Regions from separate parts of the Mus musculus genome. Here region 2 is linked to region 1. A link is a loop called in an ENCODE intact Hi-C map of the cell type or tissue named here. Cell type or tissue: left cerebral cortex. All regions are shown on one strand. Each heading gives the region's core, and the rest is flanking DNA. Links, peaks and the distances in the headings are about the cores only. Region 1 has its middle 150 kb from the start of Prdm13. Region 2 holds the start of Prdm13 (PR domain containing 13).

Evidence for each region. Hi-C counts contacts between places; a loop is a spot of excess contacts. Peaks named below come from ENCODE experiments on the same cell type or tissue, not always from the same donor. Only the 100,000 strongest peaks of a DNase experiment are listed, where the experiment ranks them.
Region 2: a loop joins it to region 1, with 2.1 times the contacts of the local background. A loop is called at or near these places in 28 of 42 quality-filtered maps.

The regions. Positions count from the first base shown.
Region 1 is chr4:21,533,664-21,539,042 of GRCm38, forward strand. No RefSeq gene overlaps it. Among named protein-coding and RNA genes, the nearest start is that of Prdm13, 150 kb to the right of the region's middle. In left cerebral cortex, for the core only: a CTCF peak has its summit at 2,510 (motif pointing right); a DNase peak (open chromatin) is centred at 2,505.
Region 2 is chr4:21,684,112-21,689,490 of GRCm38, forward strand. Prdm13 (PR domain containing 13) reads right to left here and starts at 1,852. Exons shown (of 4, transcript NM_001080771.1): 1 at 1,400-1,852. The coding sequence starts at 1,687. In left cerebral cortex, for the core only: CTCF peaks have their summits at 2,995 and 4,942 (motif pointing left); no DNase peak of the experiment used is centred there; H3K4me3 peaks cover 770 bases.

The DNA of each region.
Region 1 (5,379 bases), core at 179-5,178:
AAAACACATAACCATAACATCATTCATGTTTATGTAGTTGTTGGTATAAGCATGTGAGTGTAGCAGTTGCTGAAAGATGGAGCCATGCAGAGCACACATGACCTGGTTCCAAGAAATGCAAGTAAATATAGACATTCGAAGTCTCAGAGGAGTACACTGGAAACTGTTAACAGAAATCATTCCCAGGGATGAAACTACCCTGAACACAGTGTTGCCTGAGCTTTCATGGTTCAGTCACTCATTCTACCAGCATCTGCTGAGCGCTGAGATGGTCCCAAAGCGCGTCCTAAGTGGCAGAAGCACAGCAGTAAACCAAACCAGGCTGCCTGGCTGGGTTCATTATAAAAGCAAAAGTAAACATCCCTGGCATCAACTAGTAAATGAAAATAACAGTGATAGAGATTTCTTACCCTCGTCTTTCTGTTGGTCAAAACTATTTCCTAATATTCATCAATAAGTATCTAATTATCTAATATTAATCATCTAGTAAGCCCAACAGATTTGGGGAAAATAGTGCATGGTATTTATATTAAAGCTACTAGACTATAGTGAATTTCATTAAACCTTCCCTATGTTTACTATAACTGATACTATAAATGTTAGTATCAATTCATATTTTGATTTCATTATGATTTTAGTAGATGATCCTCCAAGGTTTTTTGTGGTTGTTGTCTTAAGATTTATCTTTGTGGAGGCCCCCAGGGTTATATGGAGGCAGCTCTAGCTGAGACTCCTAGCAGTGGGGGATATGGATCAGGAAGTGACAACTTCTGTAGCCACAGGGAGTAGCCAGGCAGGGCTCCCAGTGGAGGAATAAGGACAGTAACCTACCCACAAAACTTTCAACCCAAAATGTATATTGCCGACAAGAAGTACAAAGACAGAGCACAGGCAGAGGGAATGGTCAATCAAGGTCTGTCCCAAACTGAGACCCATCCCATGGCCAAGAACCAATCCCTGACACTATTAATAATACTCTGTTAAGTTTGCACACAGAAACCTAGCATAACTGTCAATGGAAACCGATGCAGAGACCCATAGTCAAACATTAGATAAAGCTCACGGGGTCTTACAGATGAGTTGGGAAAACGATGAGGTACCCTAAGAGGACAGGGACTCAGCGGGAAGACTAACAGAATCAACTAACCTAGGCACTTGGGGGTTCCCAGAGCCTGAATCACCAACCAAAGAGCAAGCACCGGCTGGACGTAGGCCTTCTGCACACATGTAGCAGATGGGTAGCTTGGTCTTCACTCAGGTCTACCAACAACTGAAGCAGGGGCTGTCCCTAAGACTGTTGCTTGCCTGCCTGCCTGCCTGTGCATCCCATTCCCCTAAATGGTCCGCCTTGTCTGTCCTCACTGGGAAAGGATGTGCCTAGCCCTACAGTGACTTGATGTACGAAGGGGAGGACTCCCACTTTTCTCAAAGAAGGGGAAGGTGGTGTGAGTGGGGTATTGGGAAGTGAGGGGGATGATATTGGGATGTAAAGTGAATAAATAAATAAATTTAATAAAAAGTAAGATAATTTTAATTATCTTAATTCTGGCTGTTGGAAACAATAAACACACAATTATCTTAGGTTCTCTTCATTCCTTTTGGTGTCGCTCTTGTTCCTCTCCTGCCTAGAAAATGCTATGAAAACTTTAGTCTATGTTTTCTCTTTTTTAAGATTTATTTATTTTTATTTATATGAGTACACTGTAGCTGTCTTCAGACACACACCAGAAAAGTGTGTCGGATCACTTGAGAGATGGTTGTGAGCCACCATATGGTGGCTGGGAATTGAACGCAGGACGTATGAAAACAGTCGATGCTCTTTACCGCTGAGCCATCTCTCCAGCCCTCATCTATATTTTCAAACAAATAATTTCTAGATCTCTGACTAGGCAAGTTATGTGAAGTTAGTTTATGTTTTAGTTTTGACAGCATTGTTTTTCTGGACCCACTCTGTATTTTCTCAGCATTGACTTGCTGTTTTGACATAGACCCATATGGCTAGAAAAATCTAGTTCAGTTTTTAAACCTTACATGACATTCTTTGCTTGTATACTTCAAGTAATAAATATTTTGGATTTTTTTATTGTAGCGTTAAAAAATTATATAAATAAAAACAAGATCTATCTTTGTTTCCTTTAGACTAATTCTTCTTAATTTAAGAATTATTCATCCTAAAAAAAGAATTATTCATATAGATTATTTCACTTCAGTTTTAACAGAATTAAAAGTTTATCAACTATAGTTCATATTTGAATGTTCTGAGGAAAAATTAGAGCTGATGATCACTAACAGATCAGGACAACACACACACAAAGGAATAAGTAACAGAGAAACCTTAAATGTCAACTGAACAACCACAGTGCACTCTAGTAACACTGATCACTTTTAATGCAAACACTTCAGTATTTTAAGCAATACCTAGCCAAAAAGGAAACCCATTACAATGGTCCTAAAGTGCAGAGCCATGAACCCCAAGGCCCCTAGTACTTGCTGTAATTTAAAGAATTTTCACTAGATGGCAGTACAGGTTGAACAGCTTCATCTCGTCAATGTTGGTACACAAAACTACAACATCACACAGGGGAGACTCCTGATAATTTTCTAAAACAGATTCTCTGTGAATAAAAAGCACAAGACAAAACATCAGAGTATAGTTTTTCTACACTCCGCCTTTTAGCAACATTAAGCAAAAGTATTCTAAACACACTCACTATGCTATGTGCCTTCCAGTATTACAAACTTAACTGTGCTCACAACACTGCGAGATTCATATTTCCAGTCCTCTCCCCAACCTCAAAATCCTGAATCAGGGTGTCTGTAGTGGAGTACAGCATCCATTCGTGAGGACTATGCAAGGTGATTCTAATATGAACTCCCCAAGTGGTATGTACAGCCAGCTCATGAGCTCCAAAGCAGGCCTTTATGGTTTTCTCTTGATCTTTTCCTCCATTCTTTGCACATAAAAAGTACCGTATTCAAATGACAGCATGCCTTAAAGTGCATAGAGACTATTGCTGATTTTGGTTACTGCTTAGTCAAATACTTGTCCCTTGAAAAATTAATGGCCACACAAGAAGCCCTAAACCAAAATGAATTCTTTGTTTCTGAGAGAGTTGATTGCATAATCTACTCCTAAAGCAATAACTACTGCCTTTTGTCATCAATCCATCATTCATATTCTTGAAATGGCCCTCTAAAAAAAAAATCTACCTACCAATTCAGAGATGTGGCTTAATGGGTTAAGTTGCCTGCTGCTAAGCCTGGCAACCTACATTCAGTCTTCAGGACCCATATGGGGAAAGAAGAGAATTAACTCTTGAAACTGTCCTCGGACCTTCACATATATATGCACATTGTGGTTTGCAAACATACATACACACACACACACACACACATGCATGAACAAATAAAATAAATAATAAATAAAACATAAACATTTTAAGGAACCTGCCTATTTCTTGGATTCCTCTACCTGCCTGATGGACAGCTATAGAGTCATCTCCCACACTCCCTTACATGTAGTCTGACTGGCCATTTCATGTTGTATCCATCATTTATCTGTTCAGTAGCCCTCACACTTCAGCTTCCCTTATGAAGACTAAATGCCTGTATTTTCCCATATGAAAATGGCCTTGATCGCTTCTTAGGATTAGTGGGTGCGATCTACGATGTTAGCCTGTGCATGTCTAATCCTGAAGGAGTCCATGGAATCACAGGGTTAAAGAAGAGACGCCTCTGAGTATTCAGCACAGAAGTCATTGCAGCTGACATCCCAAGTGTCTGAATGCTTCAATGAAAGTACCCTCGACCATTTCTCTCATTAATGTATTTTTATTGACTGAGGGTAATTCTCCTATCTTGTTCCAATAACTTTCATCTGTTTCTATTTCAGAGCTTCTATAAGTAGTGGCTATTAAAGTTTTATGGGATGTAGTTTACATTACTAATCATAAAATTATGTGGCTTATTCTTTCCTTTAATCTGTTGGTATGAAAAATTTCTCATATTTCTATACTGATCCGTTTTTTTATCTCTAAAGTAAACAGTATTCCATGTGTGTGATTACTCTTTGACACCCACCTAGACTAGGCCTAATGGTACTTTTTCTTAAATAAACTTTCGTTTATGTTCACATATAAAACAAGTACTGCCTTTTTCTTTAAGAATATGTTGCTCCCAGGGTCCCCAATGAAGGAGCTAGAGAAAGGATTCAAGGAGCTGAAGTGGTTTGCAGCCCCCATAGGAGGAACAACAATATGAACTAACTAGTATCTCCAGAGCTCCCTGGGACTAAACCACCAATCAAAGAAAACACATAGTGGGACTCATGGCTCTAGCTGCTTATGTAGCAGAGGATGTCCTAGTTTGTCATCAATGGGAGGAGAGGCCCTTGGTCCTGTGAAAGTTATATGCCCCAGTATAGGGGACTGTCAGGGCCAGGAAAAGGGAGTGGGTGGGTTGGTGAGCAAGGGGATGGGGGAAAGGATAGGCGGTTTTCAGAGGAGAAACTAGGAAAGGGGATAACATTTGAAATGTAAATAAAGAAAATACCTAATAAAAATTTTTTAAAAAAAGAATATGTTGCTCCCTAAGTGAATGAGGACTCCCATTGTCCCTTAATTTTAGACTAGCTTCATGTAGGAATGGACCTTTAAAAGTTAACTGGCCTGGAGCTGGAGAGATGGTTCAGCAGTTAAGAACACTAACTACTCTTCCAGAGGACCTGGAATCAAATCCCAGCACCCACCTGGCAGCTCATAACTGTCTGGAATTACAATATCTAACACTCTCGCACAGACATACATGTAGGCAAAACAATGATGCACATGAAAAAAATAGATTAATTAAAAAGATTTGCTTAAGTTAGAAGTAGAAACCATCTGGGTGTGATGTCTTTTAATGATAAATTCTCTTCCATGCTACAGTGATTGGACAATCGTGATTTTACTCCAGATTAAAAGGAGAAGACCTACATAAGTATTTTTCTACAAAACAATTCATTTATTCTAATTCATAATTTTAATTTTTTGGAGACAAAGTTTTTCTGTGTAGCTTTGTCTATCCTAGAATGTACTCTGTAGACTAGGCTAGGCTTGAACTCAGAGATCCACCTGCTTCTGGAGTGAAGGCATGTGCCATCACTACCTGGCTTTCTTCTAATTTCTTAAAATTGTTTTCTTAGTACCATACATAACACTCCCGTACAAACCTTTTTTTCCATATAATTGTGATCATGTCTGTGATTTTTTTAATTTAACTATGCAATAGATACATTTAGCACCTATAGAAATGGAAAACATTTAAGTTTTCAATAACCATAAAATTAAAATAATCTGTTGTGTCATATATAGGAGGTTGGGGAAAATTTGTTTTCTTTTT
Region 2 (5,379 bases), core at 68-5,067, 150 kb after region 1:
CTCAGGGCCCCAGCTTAGAGAGTGGAAAAATAAAGGAGTCTGGATAGTAGACAGTATCACCACCACCACCAACAACAACAACAACAGCAGCACACACACACACACACACACACACACACACACACACACACACACCTTGGAAACACCAGCTGGAAAAAGCGTCCTCTCAGAGCTCCAGGATGCATCTTATTGCAAAACTCACCAGCTCTTCCCTAAGTGATGTTCTGGGATCCTTAACACTGAGAGAGAAGTGGTTTCTAAGTTCAAGCAGGTCCTGAAGCCTGATGCAGTACTCCTACCCTGTTTCTCAGCCTCCCGATTCTCTAGTACCGTACTAGGCTGCAAGTGAACTCAGCAGTGAGATGCTCAGAACAAAGCGAGCACGGAGAAATTTTGCCTGCAGCTAGCAGGCCATTTAAAAGCAATTAAATTGCGTTTAAAGAGAGAGGCGTGGTGAGCTTCAAAACCCGGTGTTGCCTGGGATGAGAGACACCGGGCTTTCTAGCACCGGAGAAAGATGCTGGCCCTGCTCCTCCTATGAAAGATACTTCTTATAAGAAAGCTCTAGGAGGTTACTAAAACCAAGGTCTTTCTCTTTTAAACAAGCGTTCCATTTCATTCCCTGGTTGCTGTCTGCCAGTCCTTGGCTACTAAAGCGCCCCCCACCCCACCCGCTGCGATCAAGAGTCTTTACTTTCCCTCTCTGGTCAGGGATCCTGGGGGTGTGTTGAGGTTAGGGGGGTCAGAGTGGGAGAGTTGTACCTGGGGCCTCAGACTCTAAGAGCCAGCCACAAGGTTTAACTAGGTGTTCTTTCGAGGGTGGGCTCCCCTACCTCTCAACAGACATCAAAATTAATCACCTTGCTCATCCCCTCTCCATCTCCTACACAAACCTACAAGCAAAAGGGGTTTGAGTGGGGATATATTCCCAGATCTAAGAGCCTCCCAAGGACTATCTCTTCGGTGAAATGGAATTAAATTGTTTAAAACAAAAATGTAAGCTTCATATTAGTAAAGAGAAGAGGAGAAAAGTCCTCTCCGTCCTATGACTACAACGAAAATGGTACCTTTGCAAGGAAGGCAAAGACTGAGGTGGGAGCTAGGAGTCTCCATCACCTTGCTGAGGACATCCTGGAGCGCTGAGAAATCACCGGTTCCCAGAGGCCCCCCATACCTACAGACCCTGGCGCACTAAGGTCTGTTCCAGCTTAGCTCTGCCCTCCCGTTAGCCGGCCCCACGTCCAGCTCAGTTATCAGACTTGCTAAGGATAATCAGATAATTCTGTCCTGCAGATTTATCAGGTATCCCTTTTCTCTGCTGCTCGTCTCTACCCCTTTTTCTGGATCAGGGAAATAGGAGGTGAGAGGCAAGGGACGGAGATCCAGAATGGCCCAGTACCTTTTTCTTGGGCCCTGGTTCCCTGCGATCTGACAGGTACTTGCCCAGCTTGAAGGTGCCAGGCACCGGCCCAAGGCGCAAGCCAGCCGGGATGCAGCAGTCAGCGTTCACGCTGGTGGCCGAAGTGCGAGAAGTTCCGTGCATTGTTGCCACCGCCGCCAGGCAGACGCTGGGGCTCGCGGGGTCCTCCACGGGGCGCAAGTGACAGAACCAGGAGCAGCCGCATGCAGAGGAGGGACCCGCACCCCGACGTGCGTCTTCTGTCCGCGGAGTGACGTGGGCGGGCATGCACTGCGCCTTTTCAATCCGGGCGGGCGCCTTTTGGCACTGCGAGCGCAAGGGCGCGGAGTTTGGTGAGAGAGTTGCGCTGTGAAGCAGCTGCAGAGTCCCACCCGAGAGGGTCACATGGAGTGGTTCCCTCAGCCCCCTGCATAATCGAGGCCTCTGAATGGCTAGCACACAATGGTCCAGGCGACCTTCCCATTCCTAAAAATCCAATTTGTCAAGGGCGAAGAAAAGGCGCTGGTGAATCAAAGGTCCGGCGGGACCATTAATCCTCAGCATGGGGTATTGTCCCTGAGACAGTTACGATATTTTAAGTGACAAATCCACTGTATAATTTCTCCATAAATTTTACTTCCTTTTATTGTTCACCGACAAACCAGTTTTGGGAAATAAGTGACTACTTTAAGTCTACTTGGCTGATTCCTTTGAGCCTTGGTCTACTTCAAAGATTCTTAATTCTCTCCCCTTGGCTTTATTGTAAAGGAGATTAAACAAAGGGACGGGGACTGTTTGGAGGACTTGTTAACTTCTATTGATTTCTGGCGTGTGCCATACAGAAATTAGGCAGGTACTTGATGGGAAAACACCAGAAAATACCTACACTTTTTAAATAACGACCATAGTACCATTTCAGGGATTGGGTTCAGGCCAGTCCACAGTTTAGAACCGCTTTAGTTCTTTCCTAGACCTCGATCTACCCCCAAATATGAAACCACCAGAAGTATTTGAGAGGGCGAAAGCCAACTGAGTATTACGTCTCCATCTCCCTGTAGCACTCAGGGTCCACACTTTCTCTGAGAGTAGGAAGCGGCCACAAAGCCAACAGCTTCGTAGGAGATCTGCTCTGCGGATGGAGCTGCAGCGTTGAAGACCTGGGAAGTTCTCCTTCGGGATTATTAATCACGTCTTCCCACCGGCAATCAATTCAAACCTTGTTTTGCTTTAAGTTGAAATGGGGGGGGGGGTGGTTAGAAAGTCCTGACACTAATTTCTCCATAACCAAAAGGATATTGTTTTAAACCTTATTTTTAAAGCAAACCACCACCACCAAAGTCATCTCTCCGTCTCCCAACGGGGAAAGGAGTGCCCTAGAGGGTATTTGGGTCAATCCTGGGCACCTTTCCCCAAACCCCACGCTGCCATTACTGGAGCCACCAAGAAACTCCTGCAGAGGCCCCAATGCTGTGGTGTCCTCACCCCCATCTTGTTCCCACCCCCCACTTCATCCAGTGCTCACAGAAAGTAGAACAGAGGACCCTGAGCAAAGCGCTCACTGCTTCCTCCCTGTGGCCTTGACCAAGAAGTTGCAGTTATCCCGCCAGAACCTGGAGAGGCTCTGGCTACCGGATGTCAGGGGAGCAAAGTAACAACTCTGTTGCAAGTTTGAAGAGGGCCCTTAAAGTCGCTTATTAAGCTGCCCTCTGTTGGAAACTTGTGCTCACAAGACTCGAGATACCTTTTCTGAATTCCTTGGAGCCTGGTTCTCCAGACCTGAAAAGTGGGAATGGTGGATACAAAGGGTTCCTTGCCTCCCTTTCTGCTGTTCACCCCAGTTTGTTGGATAAGTGCAAAGTGCATACCAGTGGCATTATGAAAGTCACAGAATTCGTTGTTTACATCAATGGGAAAGCCAGGCCAGGTCAAAGGTCTCAGGTCTACGCAAATGAAGACAAGGCCACGCAGGGACACAAAGAAGACAGACTCGGTGTCCACTCCCAGGTCTATGTAGGTACACCTGCGTGAGACAGGAGAGAACCTCTTGGTGGGACTTGAATAGCCATGCCTTTTGTGACTACACAGAGCCTTGCCGGAAACTAGTTTCTAAGATGGCAACCTCTAAGTTTCACGCTCAACCTTCCAATTGCTTCTCTGACGGTAAAGAAGGCTATCCTCCAGAGATAGAAGAGAGCCTTTGATCTCGGGGGCCTATGAATGGCAAAACCGGGGAGGGGGGAGGGAAGTGGAGGGGGGCGGCTGAGGAAGCCTTTCCGATGAGTCCAGGGCAATAAATTTAAGCCATGAACATGTCCCTCTAACCTCTGGCCTGGCTACTCCGGATGACACCTAGTTTAACTATCCGGCACTGAGAGCGAGAAGGGGGCGAGCGCAGTGCCTGGGTTCGGGGCGCCTCCCTAGCCCTTCTTAACCAGTGAAAAAGCGTGAACGACACGCGAACAATTTTATCAATAGGACCATGTAAAGGCCGACTGTGAGGAAAGTTATTTATTAATATAGCCAATTGTGACTGGTTCCCAGCTCCGAGAGAAGAAAGAGACTGCGCCAGAGGCATTCACACCAGCTCGCCGAGTTTTATTCTGTCCTGTGGCTCAGAGTTGCAGTTCCCCAAGTGAAATAAATTGTCCACAAAGGAGAAAAGGAACACATTTTCTTTTATTTTTCCTCCCCTAAAAAGCAAGGGTGAAACCAATCTAATGTGCCCAGTGGAGCAAGATGGGCCGTGAAAGGCTGGGTGTTAAAAGTAAAAGCGGGCTGTGCAGCAAATGGGATGGAAAATTAAATGAAATTAAATAGCTTGAACGGCCGTATTGTCCCTTATTAAAAAGACACATTAATTACATGGTCTCAGCCTTATTCAAAGACAATGTTGAGACTCAATCAAAACATTCCACTCGGCTTTTTTATCGACTTAAAATGGGCGGCCAGAGGCCCTGTTAAAGCGAAATCCCTCCTACACGGGAGGTGCAAGGAGAGCGTGGTTTGGGGCGGGCCCGCAGCCTGCCCAGCGCGGCCGGCACTCGGCTCCCGCGGCGGTAACAGGTTGCCCTGGGAGGCTCCAGCTCGGAGAGAGGCGACGGGCGGGGAGGGCGAGCCACGGGGGCCGAGGCGAGACCTGCGCAGCCCTCGGAGCCCCCGCCCGGCCCGCAGCCCCCGCCCAGTCCCGGATGCGTCCGGCTCCGGTGGCGGTGGCGGCGAGCCCGACCTGCGGGGCTCCGCCGGGGAGGAACGAGCCGGCCTCGGCCTTCCGGGCCCATCGCGGCGCTCAGTCTCGGAGCGCGCTTCTTGGGGCGACCAGCATCGGCCGGGCCAAAGCCTCGGTCCTCCGGGTCCCCTGGGAGGGCCGAGCCCGCTGCCCCGAGTGGGTCCGCGAGTCACCGAACAACCGCCGGGTCGCCGCTCCGGTCCGCACCGGAGAAGGAGAGAGGCCGGGAGGCCGTGGACTGGAGGGCGGGTGCGGCGGCGGTCTCCGGGCCGGCGCTAGCCCAGGAAGCGCCCCCTGCGGGTGTCGGCGGCGGCCAGGTCAGAACCGACCAGCTGCTCTGCCCCCGAGGCGCGGGTGGGACATTAAGGCCGCCTCTGAATAGAAAGGCTGAGCCGGGGCTCTGGGAACGCCACCAGATGACGCGCCCGCGCCGGGGCCTTTTCCCCCTTAATTGCGTGGACAGTGGGTGCGCGGCGGCCGGGAGTCTTCAAACTTGTAGCCAAGGACGCAGCCCGGACGCCGCTGGTGGGTTTTGTGGTGCCTTTTGTTTTGTTTTGTTTTGTTGGTTTGCTTTGGTCTTTTTTTTTTTTTTTTTTTTTTTTTTTTTTTTTTTTTTAAGTCTAGCATTGGAAACGACTCAATAAAAGTATTCAGAGTCCCTCTCGAGTTGCCTTTTAACCGGAGTTCCCCCAACTTATTTCTTGGTTCTTTCGGTTGACATGGTGCAAAGAAAAGTCAGCGAGCGTGCTGCTGA